Regions from separate parts of the Homo sapiens genome. Here region 2 is linked to region 1. Evidence: chromatin contacts called from ENCODE Hi-C or POLR2A ChIA-PET data. All regions are on one chromosome and are shown on one strand. The core of a region is the stretch at or near the end of the contact, and the rest is flanking DNA. Distances in the headings are between cores, read along the strand shown.

What was found. A loop is a pair of places that touch in the nucleus more often than their neighbours do. ChIA-PET counts read pairs that join two places held with the same protein, here RNA polymerase II (POLR2A). Pooled maps may share reads with other maps.
Region 2: a loop to region 1 is called in a map of naive thymus-derived CD4-positive, alpha-beta T cell, with 2.5 times the contacts of the local background. The contact joins two enhancer-like sites. A Hi-C loop is called at or near these places in 1 of 168 maps with a recorded cell type or tissue (naive thymus-derived CD4-positive, alpha-beta T cell) and 4 of 50 pooled maps. POLR2A ChIA-PET finds 5 or more read pairs at or near these places in 4 of 52 experiments (AG04450, activated CD4-positive, alpha-beta T cell, activated CD8-positive, alpha-beta memory T cell and 1 more).

Annotation. Positions count from the first base shown.
Region 1 is chr9:77,818,238-77,822,973 of GRCh38, reverse strand. The region is part of intron 2 of GNAQ (G protein subunit alpha q); the gene reads left to right. Among named protein-coding and RNA genes, the nearest start is that of GNA14, 170 kb to the right of the region's middle. Within about 2 kb of position 2,498, at least 4 of the 41 ENCODE cell types and tissues checked have a DNase peak (open chromatin) inside an H3K27ac peak, as active enhancers do.
Region 2 is chr9:77,906,851-77,911,343 of GRCh38, reverse strand. All of the region lies in intron 2 of GNAQ (G protein subunit alpha q), which reads left to right. It overlaps LOC107987081 (a long non-coding RNA gene), which reads left to right. Exons shown (of 2, transcript XR_001746758.3): 2 at 1-4,493. Among named protein-coding and RNA genes, the nearest start is that of GNAQ, 120 kb to the left of the region's middle. Within about 2 kb of position 1,848, at least 3 of the 41 ENCODE cell types and tissues checked have a DNase peak (open chromatin) inside an H3K27ac peak, as active enhancers do.

The sequences.
Region 1 (4,736 bases), core at 1,249-3,748:
GTGACAGACCAAGACTCCTTCTCAAAGAAAAAAAAAAAAACAACTTCTAAATGCTTCATTACCGTTTTTCATAGGATAAAGAGGTATTGTTTTTGTTTCTTTATTTTTATTAATGGAACAGTTTCTGGCTCTGTTAAAGGGGCATTTAAGCAAGGTATTCTAAAAGCTCTATTCCTTCCCCAAGATTCTAGGAAAGTGAGCCTTTTACTTTCAGTTTTTCCTAACACAATTTCTTGAATGTCTGAAGCTTCAGTGGTCAGATTTCACATGGGATGTTCCAGAAAGATGATATTCCCTATGTAAGACTCTGAAATTCTTGGGAGCATTTGGGCCTTTTTTTTTTTTTTTTAATCAAAAAGCTTGTTCTTTTTATTTTTTCGCCTGTCTGAATTCTACCAACTGAACAGGGAAATCTTCTTTATCTGTTTTTCCTGTTGTCAAATAAAATAAAATTCCAAACCAGCAGCAACATACTCCTCTGGTTAATGAGATTGTAGGAGCACAGACATTACAAAGGACTAAAATGATTAGGCTTTTTCTGAGGTATAATATCAGGAAATGAACCACATAACATTATGTGATCTCAGAAATGAAGATGATATGAATCTATAAAGCAGGCATTTACCTATTATGCCAGGGTGGGGAGAAATCAGTCAATGAGTTGTTTTGTTGGTATAAAATCAACCTACAGTTGGTTGTTAGGGGTCTCAGTCTCTAGTCAGTGTTTTCAAAACATGATTTAATTCACCAACAGTCTCGTCAACAGATCTGGAGGCAAAAAAAGCTTCCATGGTCAAACAAGTTTGGAAAATTCAATAATATCCCCAATGCTAGGCTCATGGATTTATAGCACCTTTCTAGGTAAGGGCCATTGCCTTTTTATAACTTCTGTGTTCTGCAGCACAGACCTCTGTTTGACTATTTATAACCATTATTCTCCCCATTCTCTTACTTGGACTTCAGAATCCATTTGTCAAATACCTATTAACATTCCAATTAACTTAGTTTTCCATTAACTTAATTTTCCATTAATTAATGTTCCTCAGATATTCTTTGAAAGTAGTCATACAGACCATACCCTAATTGTTTTGAATTTTAATGAATATGCATATCTTTAATCTCTCTTTTCAATTTTTTTAAATCAACTGTGACTTTGTATAAACTCTCTGAAGATAAACTAGTTTTTTTGGTGGTATTAATAATGCATACATACATACACACACACACACACACACACACACACACACACCCATACTAGGATAGTACAACATCATAATTATGAAGATAATAGTAGAACTTCAGAGAGTGCAAAATTTTAAATTGTACCCCAAGATTTTATAGACCTGAAGGCAGTGTTCTTTGTAATGGAATTATGTAATTATATCAATCAACATACTCTGGAAGTGTTTGATGTAGGTTTTGCCATGCTGCATCAAGCATCTGACCTACAATGTCATTGATACTGATAATTATGACATTACAGACAAACATGAAAAAGGAAAATGTTAAGCAAAGAACCAAATAGAAGAATATTTACATGGAAAATGGTAGTGGTAGGGCCAAGAAAGAGATTGAGTTCTCTGAAAAGAAAAAAAAATATATTTTAAACAATAAAGGAGGGGTATTTCCTTTACCCAAGAAGGAATCCCCATTCTATGTTAGAATGAGCAAATAAAGCCTATAGGCCAGCAAAACCAAGAGGAGAATTGTAGTTCCAGCAAATGTTTTTTGGGAAAGACAGTATAACTATAGTCATTGATTATCTTGGTGACCATAATGGAGATTAAAAATAAAAATCTAATGATAGAAGAACAAACTTAATAATGAGTTAATAAATCAGTTTGTGAAGTCTTAATGAAAGGATATGTGGCAGTTTAATAAACTTTCTTCTCTAACATTGTAATCTAGAACATTGTATTTAACATACATTCTCTATTTTTCCTTTTCATCATTGTCTTGTGTATTGTCTAACACATGAGCGATAAATATTTGTTGAAATAATTATTAATGGTACTTTTGAGATACCACAAGATTTCATAGTAATTATAATATTTTGTACTAGGCATTTTAGAAACATCTCTTTTACTTTTCCTAACAGCCCTACAACAAATTGTTCCATCTTATAGATGAAGAAACTGAGGTTCAGGAAGGTTGAGTGACTTGTCTAAAGACACAGGGCTGGTACATGACAGAGTTATTATTGATACCTGATTTGGTCTCAGGCTGTTCAAGTTCTTCCTCTTTGCTACTGTGGTTCCCAGAATTACTAATTTGAGATTCAGTAGTCTCCATCTAATGCCAAGTTTAAGAAGGACATGGAAGCTTAGTAAAGGAGAATCAGTAGATCCTTACCACTTAAAGACTCCACACAGAAGATCTTTCGTTTTCATGAGGGGCTTCAAAAGGCTGTGTCATGTAGTAATTTCTAATTTTGCTGAGCCACATGTTGAATCATAAGTGTGGAGAGGCTGTTTTATGGGAGTGAATCACTCACAATGAGAACCCAGCCAGCAGCAGTTCAGTATGACTTTGCTGTTCTTTGTCATTTATGCAGTAATGCTCAGAAAAAGATAAAACAACAACTGTCACTCTGCATATAATGCACCTGAAAGGTCAGGGTTCAGGTTCTAATGAAGTCAGAAAACGTGAAACAGTCTGATAAATACAGTTCACGTCCAAGTTTTCTGCAGGAGATTTTATGCTAAGCAGTATTTGCAAATTTGAGAACTCAGAGATCTATTATCCAGTCAGGGCCTCCAGACTGTAATTTCACATTTGAGCAAATTTAGGCTTCAGTGACTTTCCCAATGTCACAAGAATCTAGTAGGTATTTGTACCATGGTTTATATTTTTTGTACTATTTTTCCTTTTTTTTTTTTTTTTTTTGCATTTTAAATAACTAGTAGCCTTAAGTGTCTGGCTCTTCTTCGAGTATTTTATATGCATTCTGTAATTTATCCCTCTAAAATAAGTGCTATGATTACCTCCATTTAATGGATTATGAGAGGGAGGTAATTAGGAAGCAGAGGTTGAGGATGTTAAATAGCTTGTACAAGATGACAGTCAGCTAGTACTGGGTGGAAGTGGAATTACAACACCAGCAGTCTTGTCTCAGCATCCATCATTTCACTCTGTACTTCCTTTGAGCAGAAGAAAACAAAACCAAAAAGGCTGAGGGTTTTTTTTTTTTTTCCACAGTCCATTTAGGAGTTGGTGATTTTTTTCTTTAGAGTCAAGTGCCAAAAGGAAATAAGCACTTAGAAAAAAAGTAGGAAGATGTGTGCTGCAGTTCAGAATTGAGATGAAGTCTGATGCTGGCTTGCACTTTTTCTGATTTTGAGGTCTTCTGTGTGTGTTGGGCATCCCTTCAGACAGAGCAGGCCTAATAAGCTGGATATTTGTGTCTAAGAGCTTCCACAAATGTGGAAGTTACCATTTGGCTTTCTACTTCTGGGTAGGTGTGACATTCCAGTCTAAAGCCGCCTTCAGCTGTTAATGAGATTTTGAAAATCCTTCCAAAGTGACTATGAGGTCTTTTTCATTTCACCTAAAGGCTTGGCCTGCTGTGGGCTGGGTAAGACCCACTTTGGTAGGACCTCAGTTCCTCCTTCCCTTTGCAGAAGCAAACATGGAAACATCAACACATCGAAGATTTACCTGAATTTTATGACGACTGAATCTGAAAACAAGACATTACCACATTGGCACATCTTGCGGTTTCCATGTGGTCTTTCCCTAGAATTCTGCCAGAGTTCCTGAGAGTAGCTACTTAGTTCTCACAATGTTCCCTCTAAGCCTTGCCACCAGCTTGCTAAGAATTCTGAAAGCTAGCATTCATCATTATTTCCACCCAGTATATTTTAACTGTAACTTAAAATGAAATAGAATTATATTTTACATTTTGTTTATGTGATTCATTAAATCATACTAGGTATTTTTGGGTGTTTTTTTTTTTTTTTTTTTTTTTTTTTGGAGAGATGGTATTTCTCTCTGTTACCTAGGCTGGAATGCCGTGGTGCTATCATAGCTCACTGTAACCTTGAACTCCTGGGCTCAAGTGATCCTGCTGCCTTAGCTTCCCAAGTAGCTGGGACTACAGGCACATACCACCACGCTCAGCTAATTTTTCTGTTTTTTATAGAGATGGGGTCTTGCCATGTTGCCCAGGCTGGTCTTGAACTCCTGGCCTCAAGTGATCCTTCTGCCTCTGCCTCCCAAAGTGCTAGGATTACAGGCATGAGCCAGCATGGCTGGCCCTCCCTTGCTTTTCTGTGCACAATGTTCAAAATAAACAAGATAGTCTGTTGTAATTGACTTGTTACTTGTAATATTTGAGGTGAGTTTTTTCCTTTTCATCATTGTCTTTTTCATTAATAATTGTTTAATTTAGCTTAACTACTTATAATTTTTACTACTATTTCACATTCGACATTTGGACAAATAGAAAAAAAGTATCTAATTTATCTTCCTACTCTAACATACTAGAAAATATTGTTTCCACATACAGAACTTTTTTTTTTTTTTTTTACAAAAAATTGAGAGTATTGCATTTCCATTGGGAACGTTTATATGCACAATTTTAAAAATCTGTATATATTTTGTAAAATGCTGTCATACTTTTAAATAACTTAGAGAATCTGAGATGAAAGCTCTTACATAAATGCAAATTATGGTTGATTATATTTGAATGTCATTTTCCAAAACAGCAAGGATGGAATGAAACAACAAAGCTTAGG
Region 2 (4,493 bases), core at 599-3,098, 89 kb before region 1:
CCAGCAATGACCTTTGGACACTACATTGTATATGTATGTGGGAATAAAACTGATGGACGTCCAGCATTATCTCTAAATTGTACACATGCAGTGACTGTCTTTGCATAATGTTCCCCCAGCTTATGCTTGGTGGCCTATCTGCATTGTTTTTCATCTCATCTCAAAGTAACCTAGCTCAGCTTGTCTTCAGCTCATGCACAGCTTCCACAGCCACAGCTCAGTTCATCTTTAGCTAATCCAAATCGTTTAAAATTGGATGAAAGGAAGAAAATTAACACTTGAGGGCAGAGATTGGGCCTTAATTACTTAAACCTAGTTCAGTATTTGACATATGGTTCTACTCTGTTGAATGAATTAACGAGTGAACACTTGTTGACCGTGATGGGTTTTGTGTACTGTGTGGTATACACACAAGAACACAACTACTGGAGTCATACACAACTTGGTTTGAAACATACTCTACGACAAAACTGTTGTGTGGTGTTAAGCAAATTAATGTCTCTGAATTCCAGTTTTCTTATTTCTAAAATAGTGGTGATTCTAATGCCTAGTTCACAATGTGTTTTGAGAATTACATAGTCTGGAAAAGTTGAAAGTGTTGTCCATTGTTAAATGGAGATGATGTTCTTTAGTCATTCAACAAATGTTTGCTAAGTATCTCCTATGTTGTAGTCAACAGAAACTGATATGGCTGATTAAAAAAAAAAAATAGCACTCTAAGGAACATTACTGATTGGTCCAAACACATGAGCGAACTCTGCTTTAGCAGCCTGTCTCTAAACTGCTCTCAGCTGCTTAGACAAACCTGCGCAGAATGACCAGGAATTGACAGCCACCATATAAAACACATGTGGCATAGTTTAACGCATTTTAGTAGGAAGTTGTGAAGCTGGTCATTTGGCTGTTCTTGGTTAACTCCTGGCAAAGCATCAGATGAATACTTTCCTTGTTCTTTTAAACCAAGTAATGTATTGTTTTCCCTTGTTAATTTTAAAACAATGCATCTATTTTCAGTTAGGCAGAATATATTTGTTGGAGCCAAGGAAAGTGAATGCCTGAATGGAGGTCGAGGGAGGATATGAGAAATGCTGGGGCATTTCCTTCTCATTTTTACGCCACTGGAGAAGTCATCTCAGTGATGCACTTAGTTTTTGCTATTGTAGAAAATCAGGGTAGTGCTTACTTAATATTTAGCAAAGCAATAGTTTCCTTCATTTTAATAGCATGTATCAAAACCTAAAAACTTGTTGCTTCTCAGGAATTGTAGTCTTATTCTTTATTATATTGTTTTGCCCTAAATTACTTACACCTGCTATGCAATTATGTTTTTAAATAGTATGTTGTTAACCTACTCATGATTTTCATTAGTACAAGCATGTATATCCAAACATGAATATCAGCAAGAAATGCACTTTAAAAAATGACTTTTTGTGTCATTTCATGTTATATTATGATACTTTTCCTTTCAGGAGAGAAAAAAATAAGCTCTTCATTAATAGCTGCAGTTACTCATTTTGGCTTTTCCCGTATAAATGTATACTTTTACCACCTTTATTTTCCTGATTTTATGTTTCTTAAAGTGAATTTGTTAAGAAGATACCTTTAAGTTGTTGCTACCACTTTGTAAGATGCATATGCAGTTGTTGTTTTTTTTTTTTTTACTATCTTGTGTTATTTGTTAAAACTGAAATGTAACTGAAAGGACTGGCATATATCAAGAAATGTGATATCCCCGCTGAGATGAGCAGTAGTATTGGATTGGCTGGTAGGTTATCTGCTTCTGTCAATGTGCACACTTCCTTTGTGGTAAAAAGTATAACGGTTTTGAACTAAAAAGAAGACTGTACTGAGTGTTGTCGATATTGGCCTCCCTGTGAGGTGGTGAAACGTCCTTAAAAACAGTGCTTCTGTGGTAAGAGTTCAGTTAATTAGGTGATTGTGTGTGCATTCTCTAAGGCACTAGCCTAGTCTTTCTTCTCTTGACCGTCTTCTAGCCATTTTACTATCTACTGGGCAGCTGGTGGATGGCAACAGGATGAGATCATGTAGCTGTTTGATTGTATTAATGGAACACTGCAGTCAAAGTACCTCACTAAAGTTGGGGATTAAAATACTTTTAGATTCACCTTTCAGTTGACCTTGATCCTTGGCATAAAATAATCAATACCATATGCTTTGTGGGTGGCGTGTATCAGTGTTGTGCAGTTTTTGCCAGCCATGGAGGAGAATGGTGGCCCAGAGGAAGGGGTGCCTTTTTCTCTCTACAGCACTCTCTTTTTGCCAGACTCTATAAACAGAAAGTGGAGAGGTGGGTACATTATTCTCATATGCACAGAAGTGCCACATATTCCAGTGATGACAGCTTTGGGTCTTCCTAACTGAATGTGAGGTTGAGAACATTGATTTTGTGTTCTAGAGTATTGCTTCTCGAACTTGAATATGTATACAAATCATGTGAGGCTCTCATTAAAATGCATATTTGTATTTCAGTAGATCCAGGGTGGGCCTGAGATTCTGCTTTCCTCACAAGCTGATGCTGAAGCAGCCCAAAGTAAAGGCCTCTTGGAAGTAACTGACTCTCTGCCACCAGAGGCAATATGAAATCACCAGTAGGCTACCTTTTGGAGAGAAGATCCCAGAAAATACTTCAATAGGATTTTGGCCATGAGACATTCAGCAAATTATTTAAACTCTCCATGCTATGCCTTGTCGGAAATGTGAGGAGATAATAGTATTCACTTTGTATGGTTAGTGTGAGCATTAATGACAATATATAGATGCAAAACTTTTGGGACAATAACATCAACATAGTCAGTGTCTACTAAATGGTTGTTGAATTCTTCCCAGAAAGTGCTAGGTCAGGAGAAATGTATATCTGTTTGGGGAAAGTGCACAGTATTTGAGAAGAAATTGCTTATTGTTTAAAGACATACAAGAGGCTATGATCCAAGAATGAGACTTGGGTTCCATGATCCGGTGCAACAGTGGTTTCTTGGGAGCAGTGGCTGGCCTCTGGTAGGATTTAAGGCATCAGAATGTCAATGAAAGTGGGGGCCCTTCTGAAGGGGTTCATGGATTTCTGTCACTGCTGAGATAAAGGAGTCTTAACTTTTTTCCCTTGACTGCAGGGTGTTTGTAAGGTAAGGAAGGAGGCAGATAGTCGAATAACGAAAGAGGCAAAGGGACAGAAGAAAAAGGGAGAGAAATAACTTTAGCCAACCACTTCTGGGCCTTTTTCATTTAATATGCTCCAAAATGTGAGGTAAGTAGTAGTGTTCTAATTCTACAGATGAAAAATGTTTAAAATACCTGCCCCAAATAACTCAATTTTTAAGTTTATGGGGCTGGATTAAGCCCAACCCAGAATTAGGCTTAATTCCCTAAAGGCAGCTCGTATACTTGACTCCATAAACACCTTTGGCACCTAGGACACATGTATTTAATTTTCTTGTGCAAAAGAGTAAATGCAGTTACCTGTGGCCACTCCAGCTGTCTTTCCACCACTTCAGCCAGCTAAAGTTACTGCCGTGTCCCCAGGACCTAGCAAAGGGCCTGACCCACAGTTAGGCTCAGTAAATACTATGGAATGAATGAGTCAGTATTTAATCAGAGAGCCGATTACATGATACCACTATTATTATGGATCTTTTAAACTTTTAACTCTGATACCACCTATTTGATTTCTCCTTCTTGACTGTACACTCCTTTTACTTGTTCTTTATGTTTTTTGTTAATCCACACACTTCACATCGACTTAAATAATTTTTAAAATGCCACCAAGTATTTTTCATTTCTCTTCGAGCCAGAGGAAGTGTAAGACATGTACTTTGCTTATGGGGACTTGCAGTCTCATTGGAGAGGCAAGATACTTAACAAAATTATTTAGTTCTTTAATGTGCAGTCAAGGCAGAGTTTCTATAGGAAAGCTCATATATTCTTTCTTTCTTTCCTTATTTCCCTTTCTTTGCCTCCTTTCCTGCTGTTCTGGGTTGGTGCATGTAGTGATGCATCTGGCAGTGCTGGGTGTTTGTCCATTTTCTGACCATTTCCCATGGCGATATCTTTGTTAGGAGCCAGGGAAGGCATCTTAATTACCACTGCAGTCTTGGGATAATGAAATGCACAACTCTATGAAAAACTTGGTCACAAATCAAGAAAGTGATTGGAAAGCTTATGCAGCAGAAAAATAACTTGCCCATGAATTATGAAACACCTCTGGTATGTGAACATAGCTGTACACTTGAAATTAAGAAGCTTGTTTCTATAAATACTAGATCCTTTTTTCTTTTTCTCAAATAGAAAAACATTTTATAAATATAAAGATAAATATGTTCATTGTAAAAATTCAGATAACATAGAAAAGCAAAAGAAGAAGGAAAAAATCACTTGTAATCTCACTGTGTGAGAAAGCCACTGGATTTTATGGTATATTCACATACTGAGATTTAACTTTGCACATACAAATGTAGGTTCACTGTCCCACATCTAAAACT